Regions from separate parts of the Mus musculus genome. Here region 2 is linked to region 1. The links are chromatin loops, found by intact Hi-C in ENCODE. Cell type or tissue: gastrocnemius. All regions are shown on one strand. Each heading gives the region's core, and the rest is flanking DNA. Links, peaks and the distances in the headings are about the cores only. Region 1 holds the start of Gamt (guanidinoacetate methyltransferase). Region 2 holds the start of Mknk2 (MAP kinase-interacting serine/threonine kinase 2).

Region 1 (5,362 bases), core at 146-5,145:
AAACCGGGCATAGCAGTACACATTGTTGATCCTGGCACTGGAGAGGTGGAGGAGGCAGGATCTGGAATTCGAGGTCATCCTTAGCTGTGTGAGAGTTTGAAGCTATCTTGGGCTACATGAGAACCTGTTTCTTCCAGAAGACCAAAGTTTGATTGTCAGGACCCAAGTGGGAAATCACAATGCCAGTGACTGCGCCTCAGGTGGTGCACAGGGATGAGACACCAAGTACATTAAAAAATAAAAAACAGCGGGGCGTGGTGGCGCAGGCCTTTAATCCCAGCACTCGGGAGGCAGAGGCAGGTGGGTTTCTGAGTTTGAGGCCAGCCTGGTCTACAAAGTGAGCTCCAGGACAGCCAGAGCTATAAAGAGAAACCCTGTCTCGACAAACCAAAAAATAAAATAAATAAAAAAACAAACCAAAACTCCCAAAAGTGCTAACTGTTGCGGTTCTAAATTGGAGCCCTGGTCTCCACTCCTGTTTTTAGCAGTTTTCCCCACCTGTAAAATGAGGGCACCAACAGTTATTGCTGTAACATCTTCTAAGGATTAAGAGTGTCACTGCTTTTCCAGCAGTTCTTAGAAAAATCATCAGATCGCTACACCTAACATGTCCAAGTGACCCAGTAGTAAGCTAGAGCTGCTGAATGACAGGTATGGATTAGAGCAGCTGAGAGAGGGCCGGCTTCTTGGACCTCACCAGGCCAATGAATGTCTAAACTTGAGGCATTCAGCCAGGCATGGTGGCATACGCCTTTAAATCCCAGCAGTTCAGAGGTAGAATCAGGCAGAAATCTGTGAGTTCGCGGCCAACTTGTTCTCAATAGCAAGCTCCAGGCCAGTCAGGAGCTCCTGTCTCTAAATAAACGGATAAATAGAAATAAAAAAATCAACTTGGGCCGGGCCTGGTGGCGCACGCCTTTAATCCCGGCACTGGGGAGGCAGAGGCAGGTGGAGTTCTGAGTTCGAGGCCAGCCTGGTCTACAGCGTGAGTTCCAGGACAGCCAGGGCTACACAGAGAAACCCTATCTCGAAAAACCTAAAAAAAAAAAAAAAAAAGAATCAACTTAGAGGAGCATCGTGGACGACACGCTGAGATCAGGAAGTTTCACAGCCTCTTCAAACAGTAAATCCAGTACCCTTGCGAGCCAGCCAGGCAAATGCAGAAAGTCAAGCCTCATTCCAAATGTGGTGCCAGGGAGCTTGCCCCGCCCCTCCAGAAGCCACAACAGTGCACGTGCCAGCATATGGTACTCTCCATGGCACTGGGACCACTGGTAGTCTCTAAACGTCCCTCCTTGCACCGCAGGCACTTCACCCCTCATGGCTCCAACTTCCTGCCTAGATAACTTGGCCCCGCCCAGGTCCGCAGGCTCCGCCCCATTCATAGTAAAAGGATGGACTCAGCTGGACTCCACAATTACCCTATCCTCAGGCCCCGCCTCCTTGGCGCCAGCCTCAGCTCTAGCGGAAAGCTAGGCCCCGGATCCTGTTTTGCCTCTACCAGGCTGGGCCCCACCCGTGAAAGAAGACTAGGCTTCGCCAGTAGCAGAACGCTTGGATTTCATCCTATCCCATAAACACCTACCCCATGGCTCTGTCCTCATCCGTAGCAGAAGGCTGGACACCACGGTCTCAGCCGGCTGGCCCCGTTCCTTAGTTTCGTCTCTCATACTTAGCAGAATGGTGACCCCACCCCATTGCTCCGGCCCCGCCCCTAGCAGAAGGCTGGACTCTGTCCTACCATACAGGCTCCATCCTGTATGGCTCCTGCCTGCATTCCTCATAGAAGTCTGGATTCTGTCCCAACCCACAGCTCTGGCCCCATCCATAGCAAAAGATTGGACTCCTCCCCAGCCCACCAGTGCAGGACCTATCCCATTCCGTAGATCCGCCCCTCAGAACTTTACTTTGGGCTCCAGCGAGTAGCCCCGACCGTGAGCACGCTCCACCCTGTCCCTCAGCTCCATCCACCCAGGCCCAGCCCAGTGCCAGGCTGGACCCCCTCCCAGAGCAAGGGCCAACCCTCTTCTAATGACTGGACCCACCCTAGCCCAGAAAAGCCCCGCCCCAGCGAGTAGGCCCCGCCCACACGGCTCAGCCACGGAGTTCTTTAGGGCGCATAGGCCCCGCCCCCGCCTCAGGCTCCCACCCACTTGAGTGCAAGGCTAATCTCTGTGCAGAGGCACCGCCCCACTCCGCCTCCACCGGCCCCGCGGCTCCGCAGCCCTGCGCTCCCGGCCTGGTTTGCACAGCCTCACCATGAGCTCTTCTGCAGCTAGCCCGCTCTTCGCGCCCGGCGAGGACTGCGGCCCCGCGTGGCGCGCGGCCCCCGCGGCCTATGACGCGTCTGACACGCACCTGCAAATCCTGGGCAAGCCAGTGATGGAGCGTTGGGAGACCCCCTATATGCATGCGCTAGCGGCGGCTGCTGCCTCCAGAGGTACTCTGCCAGAGGAAACTGAGGCTGCAGCTTAAAAGAGCAGGAGCTCCCATGCATGTTGCAAGTCTCAGTTTCCTTGCCTGAGGCACTGAGCTGCCTTGGGGCTACCTTGGTCGGGAAGGGAAGGGTATTTGCAAAAAGTGGACGCAGGAAAGAGGTCCCGGCTCCGAACTGGAACTTCCTCTCCCAGGGAAGATTTCTACTTCCCGGGGCTGGGTCTTCGGACCACAGTCGAGTGGAACTTAATAGAAAGAGCGAGAAAGAGCAGAGGGGCGTGAGGCTTGTGCTTGTCGGGAACCTCCGAGTCTCCAGGGGCTGTTGCTAAGAATAGCTTGGGAAAACTGAGCAGAGAGGCAGCTGTCCCGGTGCTGTGGCCCTGAACTTCTGTACAAGGGGTGGTGTCTGAGGCACCCCAGCTTCAAACAGGGCAGATGGGCAGTGAGTGAGTGGACTTCAAAGTTCACCCAAGGCAAATGAGGACTTGGTATTAGGTGCAGAATGAAACGTGGAGGGGCTGCAGGTGTAGAGCCTCCAAGCCAGGCTTGGCCCTTTCTCACAGATTAGAGCACAAATCGCGTGGGCAGGGGCTCAGAGTCCAGGGATCCCTGGGGCCAGGCCCTGGGCTCCCAGGCTAGCCGCTCTGATTGGCAGCTGGCCCGAGCCCACACTCTGCTGTTACTTTGTTCTGTCCACCCACATGGTCCTGCTGGCTGGCTGGCTGGCTGGCCTTGAGGCAAGTGTGAGCCAGGCCTCACATCTAAGTCCCCCTCCCCCACCCAAACCAGCTGTCATGTTTTGTCCTCCTAGGGGGCCGGGTCTTGGAAGTGGGCTTCGGTATGGCCATTGCAGCCTCCAGGGTGCAACAGGCCCCCATAGAGGAACACTGGATTATTGAGTGCAATGATGGGGTCTTCCAGCGTCTACAAGACTGGGCCCTGCGGCAGCCACATAAGGTACCTTCTGCCGCTGGGGTGCAGACTGGGAGTAACCCTCAGGGCTGGGAGATCATGGGGTCCCATGTGACCCTCAACCTCTTTTGACCCTCTCCTCTCCAAGGTTGTTCCCTTGAAAGGCCTGTGGGAGGAGGTGGCACCTACCCTGCCTGACGGTCACTTTGATGGTGAGGGAACTCTGGGAGCCTGGCAAAGGGGTTGAGCTCTGGGGAACCCGCTAGCGTCTGGGTACTACTTGGCAGCCTGTGCCTGCTTTTACACTACCATACCCTCTTCAGCCTGGTGGAGCTTGCCATCAAAAGGATGACCAAAGTTTGACCCCCAGGATGTACGTGGTGTAAGGAGAGAATGGATGCCTACAAGTTGTCCCCCATCCCAACAAACACACCTCCAATGTGCACTGGGGACACATCCGTGGGAAGGGCAGCTGTATGGGCTGGGTTAGCGTCCAAGGCCATGGGATGGCTCAGATGAGGTTGGGCAAGGCTGTGCCAGCGCTGACTGGTATGTGTTCAAACTGCAGGGATTCTATATGACACGTACCCGCTGTCTGAAGAGGCCTGGCACACTCACCAGTTCAACTTTATTAAGGTAGGACTGCAGGGGGCCAGGGACGGTGGGCCTTGGAAGGTCAGGTGGGCAGGGCATGTGACATTTACAGACCAGCAGCTCTCTTCCCATGGTCCTACCCCTTCCTGTCCACTGGCCTCTCTGCAGAATCATGCCTTCCGCTTGCTGAAGACCGGGGGCGTCCTCACCTACTGCAACCTCACGTCCTGGGGGGAGCTCATGAAGTCCAAATACACAGACATCACCACCATGTTTGAGGTATGCTGCCTGAGAGCAGGTGAGGAAGACCTTACCCCGAAGCTTGGCAGTGGCCTTCCTCAGGCCATGGCATGGGGGAGGCCCTCTGCTCGCTGGCCTAGGGGGCCAGAGCTCTCAAGAGGTCCGGTCAGGGTTGTGATTTTCCATTCTGAAGTCAGGAAGGCCCCCACTAGTCCTAGCCTCTGGTGGCTCCTCAGTGCTCTGTACAGCCCTGCTCACTGTACTCTACCTGTGGGGCTGTGCCTGTCTTGGGGACAGATGCCCTCCAGTACCAGGGCAAGCAGGACAGCTTTCCCACCAGCCCATGAGGCAGCTTTCATCACATAAGACTCTTTTCTTGAGAGGCCTACAGCGGGCCTGTGCAAGGATGCTGGTCTGAGACACAGCAGAGCTTATCAGGAAATTGTTGCCTGCACCAGAATTCACTCACACCCAGGTCCTGTCCCACATCATCTGGGGTGACCTGTGACCCCGCCCTACAGGAGACGCAGGTGCCTGCACTGCAGGAAGCTGGCTTCCTGAAAGAAAACATCTGCACAGAGGTGATGGCACTGGTGCCCCCAGCCGACTGCCGCTACTATGCCTTCCCTCAGATGATCACACCCCTGGTCACCAAGCACTGAGCAGCCGGCCCAGGTCTACAAGGAGCCTGTGTCCTCCTCAGTACCTTTGTGGCTGGATTGTGGGCTCCAGCCTCTCCACTGTCCCTCAGTGTGACATCCTAACCTCTGCCTGGCACTGCCATCTTCCCAGAGCTCAGGAGTAAAATAAATGCTAACAAGAAGACTAGTGGGTTGGTTGGCAGTGAGCCAAAGGTGAGGGACCACATCTGGCTTAGAACTGCCTCTGCCTCAGAAGATGTGGTGCTCGGTGCCCCCTGCCCCACCCAGACATGACCAATCCACCATTGTCTGTTTTCAACAGGGGGCCCAGGATGAGACTGTGGGGTCTCACCAAGGCCAGGGTAGAGGAGAGCCTCCACAGGCCTCAGCCTAGCCCAGTACACAACAAGCAATGTGGCTCTCACAGTGCAGCCCTACTGTGCAAATCCCTGGTACCAAATCTGCTGCCTGGGTCCACACTGCACCCACCTCTGCCTCACTCCTGTTGGCCTGTGTCCTATGCCAGCTCTTCTTCACTT
Region 2 (5,362 bases), core at 196-5,195, 420 kb before region 1:
TTGGGCCAAGCGGGAAGCTGAGGCTGTTGGCCTGGGGCCCCACCTCACTTCCTGTTTTTCTTCCCTCTGTAAGATCTCCCTAAGATTCTGCTTGAACCTACAGCTCTGGTGGTCCCAGTTGGGCCTAACACCTTGGACAGTCCTAAGCCCTTTCCAAGGTTGGCCACGTCCCCTGGGAACCTGGGGTTGGGGGTAAGCTTAGGACCACCTTTCCTGACTGTCCTGGCCATGTCTATCCTTCACTCGGGCTAGACCAACCCCTCACCTGGCCAGCCAAGCCTAGTCTGTAAAGACAGAGGAAACAGAGGGTATCACACGGGCTTCCTGCAGGCATCCCTTGCCAAAGAGCCAGTGACATCCTCCTGGGGCAGAGGCTGAGCCAGTAGGGGAAGTCAGGCCTTCCTGTCACCCCAGCTCCCAACCCCCACGCTGGGAGGCCTCTGAGAGTCCCACACCGCTGGGAGCCTAGCTTGTAAACAGGCGGCTGGAGGGAGAGACTTGACAGCAGGTTGGCAGCTTGCCTGGGCACGGCAGGGCAGGGTTGAGTGAGCAGCTCCCAGTCCCTGCCTGGTGCCTATAGGGTGAACATCCCCTTCCTGTTCCTACTGGCTGCCCTTTTGAGATAAAAGTGTGGTAAAAGGCGGCTCCCTCTGAGCAGCCATGTAGACTCCAGGTGGCCATTTGCAAGTTGGAAGACGTACTTGGCTGTCAGACTCACAGAACTTTTTGCACAGGGTGTGTGCAGTGCAGGGGCCACACATCCCAGTTCTGAAGGTTTAGCCTCGTGACTGGTAAGGACTCCAGGAAGAAGTAACCCGTGTCAAGTACAGCTTCCTATCCCGTGAGCTTCCCCTGTTTCCCTATTTCTAACAGGGCTCCTGGAGGCAGTCTCAGGACAGGTCTGGATTAGGGCACAGAACTCACACCTTAACGAGGGCTTTGTAATTTGGCTTTTCTTCCCAGCATTTGAACTAAGTTGCAGGAAACAAAATAGATTAGAGCTATTTGCTGCCATCAGTGTGAACGGCTGACCCAGGTGGGCCACGCTTGAATGTGGGTGTCATGTTTTATTTGAATTGTTAGCCTGAGATAGGATCTGGCTAGGTAGCCCCAAACTACAGAGACATGCTGGCCCCCGTGGACACACACACACATGCTACAGCTAGCCACAGGTAGAAGCTATTTCTCTTACATGTGTCCCAGGAATGGGCTCAGGCTATAATTGGTGGCAAACTCCTTTAACAGCTGAGTAGAGACCCTTGTTTGAGTCTGCCAGGAATTGATCCCTGACTGCCTTGAGCTGAAGTTCTATCCCCTGCCCAAATCTGTCCAGGTAATGAACCTTGTACAGGCATGACAATCTGAATTAGAGACAAACATTTCTGCCAATGCAATCACTAATGACGACAATGAGGCTCGGGAGTCAGACAGATGACTCATAAGTTAAGCCAAACTGTTACTCTTACAGAGAACCCAGGGTACAGCCCAGCACCCACATCAGGCATCGTGTAATTTCACCTCTCTTCTGACTTTCCAGGCACCTGTATGCATAAGGCACACACACTCACACGGACGAGGACCTGTGTGAGTGCACACAAACACACAAAGAGCTGCTTGAGGTTCATGAGGCTCCAGCCTCAGTAGAGGGTGGTGGTAAAAACTTGTAGACAAACTACCCTGAAGAGGGAAAACAACCTCTTTGTGCACGGAAGCAGCCGAGGCAGCAGGCACAACGCGGTCTGACTGTATCCGAACCTGAATCGGGGATCCTAGCCCCTTCTTGTCCCAGCTATCCCCACCGAGGGCTGCAAAGGACCCAAGAGGTTCAAGAAGGGTTCATCACGGATTGCAGAGCTGGAGCACAGGACAAGGGCATCAGTATTCAGTAAAATTAGGGCTGGCTTGCCCTCCTTCGGCAGCTGAACGCGGCACCCGGCTCAAGGACAGGGAGCAGAACCTGCAGCGCGCAAGCCAGCGGGCCAACTGTGACACAGGAGAAGGCGGCCTCACGGCCCAAACTGAAGCCTTCAGTACCCTTCTGCGCAGGCGCAGGCGACTCCGGAGGCTGGTCACCAGCCTCTCCACACAGTCCTCTCCCACCCCCCAGCCAGGTCACGCGGCTGCAGTCGAGTATCTTTTCACGCTCCGCCCCCACCGTGGGAGTGCGCAGGCGCGCTTGAAGCTTCGCGCCCCACTTCCCTCGGAATCTCCCCTTCCCCCTGCCAGCTCGAAGTGCGCAGCCGTGTTTGGAGTCGCCAACACGGTCGCTGCGCAGCTCCACTCCGCTCCCCGCTAAGCTCCGCCCCTTAAACGGGAGCGCGCAGCCGTATTCTGCATTCCCCGGCGTGCTCTTCTCGCTGCGGCCTTCGACGCTCCTGGAAGCTCCGCCTCCTCTGTTCCCTGAGAAAGGCGGAGACTGGTGCGGAGGGGCGGGGTAACTTCGGGACCGCGCCTATAAAGGTGGCCGCGCCGGCCGCGCGCGCGGCTCCTCTCGGCGGCAGCGGCCCAGTGGAGGGGTCCGTGGTGGCGGTGGTGGCGGCGGTGGCGGCGGCGGCGGCGGCGACGGCGGCGGCGGCGGCGGCGGCAGCAGCAGCGGTGGCTGTGGCGGCGCTGTTCCCCGCGCAGTCCTCGGAGCGGGGTCCGGGCTGTGCTAGGTGAGGTGACGGCGCTGCGACCCCGGCCGGTGTCCGACCCCGGTGAGCGCGGCGCCAAGGGCGACATTCTCCGAGGGAGGAAGGAAGCCCGAGTCAGGCGCGGGAGCTCCGCCGAGCCCCGGCCGCCTCCGCCCGGCCGAGCGCCTCTCTCAGCCTCGGTCCTTTGTCTCCTCCGCCCGCAGGGTCGCCTCCCAAGCCGCCCCCCGGGCCCCGCGTCCCCTCCCCCGCTGGTGGGGCCCGGACTGAAGATGGTGCAGAAGAGAACAGCCGAACTTCAGGGCTTCCACCGTTCGTTCAAGGTGAGGGGTCCTGTCCGGGGGTCCCATTGCAGTGACGGGTGCGACGGATAAGCAGAGCCTACTCGGGAGGCTGGTGCAGGGCTTGGGAGGGGTGCTTGCATTGGACTTTTGTGCTGGAGGTGGTGGGGGTCAGCAGGCCGCAGCCCTGTCCCCATCCTCCTAGTAGCTCTCTCTTCTAGGACCCTCAACCCCCACCCCCAGGCTTGTGATTGGTGGCTCTGTGTCCCTTGCAGTTAGCCCGATCACAGTCGTCTGTTTCTGTGTGTGATCCTAGGCAAATCGAGTGTTTCTGTTCCTTGCAACTTCCAGGCCTGTCTTGTGCTGGTTGGGAGAGTCAGTAAGCTGCAGCCTTGCTTCTAGCTGCCTACTAACTCTTCATGAACTGCCCCAGGCTCCCCTGTGATCTGTGGCTGTGTCCCTAGCAGTTTCTCAGCCCGGGCTTTCCTACCTCTGTATGTGGTCTCTGATGGACTTTACATTTGTTTCCTGCAGTGTGTGCTTGTTGCAGGCTACAACCTGTCCCCGGCTGCCTAGTAGCTCTTTCTTTCAGGACCCACTCCCACCACTGATTGGTGGCTCTATGTCCCTCGCCATCAGCCTGATCTCAGTCTTGTGCTCCCCACCCACTTTCTGTATGTGATCCCACACTTTCTGTGTCCCCCAGGTTGGCCTTGTTCTGGATGAAAGCACGTCAGCAGGTCCTAGCTCTCTCTTTTGTGAGCTCCCCTAGGTTGGCTTGTGGTCAGTGGCTGGATGTTCCTTGCAGTCTCTCAGCCCCGTCTCCCCTACTTCTGTGTATATAGTTCCAGGGAAACCCTGTATCTGTCCACTGTAGTCTCAAGCTGGCCTGTGCGGTTGGTTGGGATCAGAGGGGATGAAGCCTTGTTGGGGAAACCCTTTGGCACATGGGTATGCTTTGCCCCACTGCAACCTCCACACTTGGTGGTGGCCTGTGGAGACCTTCCCTCAAGACACCCCAGGCCCAAAGTGTTATTTCTTATCAGAACAGGAAGTTTCTGTAGTGTTATTAATGGTGGCTGATTGAGTCTTACCTTAGATGAGTATATCTGGGGGTGGTGAAGGTGGGCAGGGTGCTAGGCAGAGCCCCCTACTTGGGGCCTGGCCTAAAGGACGCAGTGATGTCAGCCTGCCCACCCCACCCAGAAGGCTGGATTATGTAATGGCTTCCTGGGGCAGGGACCTGTTGCCCTGTAGAGAAGGCAAGAGTGTGTATGTGTGTGCCTGCACCCCTGTGGGAGGGGCATGCAGATAGGGAAGAATTCCCAGGCCTGTCCAGCCAGTGCCCCTGGCCAACTGCCCCACCCCTGCCTCAAATGCCTGTTATCCTTGGCCAGCTTGATTTGGGGCTGAGCAGGAACGAGAGATGGACCCAAGAATGTCACCTACAGTGGGTTTTTTTTTTTTGCCCTCCTGGGGCTTTGCTTGAGCCTAGAGGGTCAGCAAGGCTGCCAAAGCAAACCCTGGCTTTCTAGATGGTTCGAGCCGCCTCCTGCCAGGCCTGCTGACTCAAGGCCCTCAGCCAGACCCAGGGGAGGCTGGCTGGACCAGACTGGACTGCCCACACAGCACTTGGGACTGCAAGCTGCCCTCTGCGTGGCCACTGTGGGGCTCTGCACTGAGCTGGGACTGTGGGGAGCTGGCTGTTAGGCAGCCTTGTAGGTGGCCAGGGACTGGTACCTCAACTCCCTCCTGGGACCCCACCCTATGAGGCTGCTTCTGGAAGCCAGGCTACTGCTGCTCAGGTAGCCTCAGTCTGCAGCTAGTCAGATAGCACACACACCCGCCAGGCCGCCTGCTTTATTACCTGGGTTTCTGGTTTTCTTTCTGGAGTTTTAAGAGGTACTGGTGATGGAGTCTGGGGCCTCATGCCTGCCAGACAGGTGCTCTATGAACTCAGCTAGAGCCCAGCCCTGTTTTCCTGTCTTTAATGTGCAAGCTGGAAGACTGTAAGCTAGCGCTTGGGGATCTCCCTGAAAGGTGTGCTCCAGCCAGCCAATCCCTGTGCTAGGTTCTGGCTGTCCCATGTGTCCCAGTCTTCAGCTAGGGGGACAGTGACTATAATGTCAGAGGTTCTACTGGACCCCTGTCACCCTTGTAAGGTTCCCAGAGCTGGGGACAGCCCTTCCCTGTCTCTCATGACAGTATACTTAGAGGAAGGTCACCAGGCTGTGGTCATGGAGCAGGTGCCCTGGCTAGCCTTTGGTCTCAAACCTGGTTTACCTCCCCTTCTGTAGCTCACCAATCCCCCACCTTGTGTGGTGCAGGTTGATGCCCGGGCCTTGCAGGCAGCGAGTTTTATCAGAGCACTGGGGTTGTGTGCCCTGTTCCCCATGACCTGCTAGTGTGCCCCTTTTGTGCCAGTCTCCTAGTGGCGATTCTCTGTTCTGG

What was found. Hi-C counts contacts between places; a loop is a spot of excess contacts. Peaks named below come from ENCODE experiments on the same cell type or tissue, not always from the same donor. Only the 100,000 strongest peaks of a DNase experiment are listed, where the experiment ranks them.
Region 2: a loop joins it to region 1, with 4 times the contacts of the local background. A loop is called at or near these places in 1 of 42 quality-filtered maps.

The regions. Positions count from the first base shown.
Region 1 is chr10:80,257,799-80,263,160 of GRCm38, reverse strand. It overlaps Gamt (guanidinoacetate methyltransferase), which reads left to right and starts at 2,149. Exons shown (of 6, transcript NM_010255.4): 1 at 2,149-2,440; 2 at 3,248-3,393; 3 at 3,497-3,560; 4 at 3,917-3,984; 5 at 4,111-4,221; 6 at 4,704-5,010. The coding sequence starts at 2,260. The coding sequence ends at 4,844. It also overlaps a transcript of Dazap1 not described here. In gastrocnemius, for the core only: no CTCF peak of the experiment used is centred there; DNase peaks (open chromatin) are centred at 1,415, 1,691, 2,084 and 3,135; H3K4me3 peaks cover 3,793 bases; H3K27ac peaks cover 4,290 bases.
Region 2 is chr10:80,673,415-80,678,776 of GRCm38, reverse strand. It overlaps Mknk2 (MAP kinase-interacting serine/threonine kinase 2), which reads left to right and starts at 2,484. Exons shown (of 14, transcript NM_021462.4): 1 at 2,484-2,696; 2 at 2,837-2,953. The coding sequence starts at 2,903. In gastrocnemius, for the core only: a CTCF peak has its summit at 2,634; DNase peaks (open chromatin) are centred at 502, 2,212 and 4,204; H3K4me3 peaks cover 4,909 bases; H3K27ac peaks cover 5,000 bases.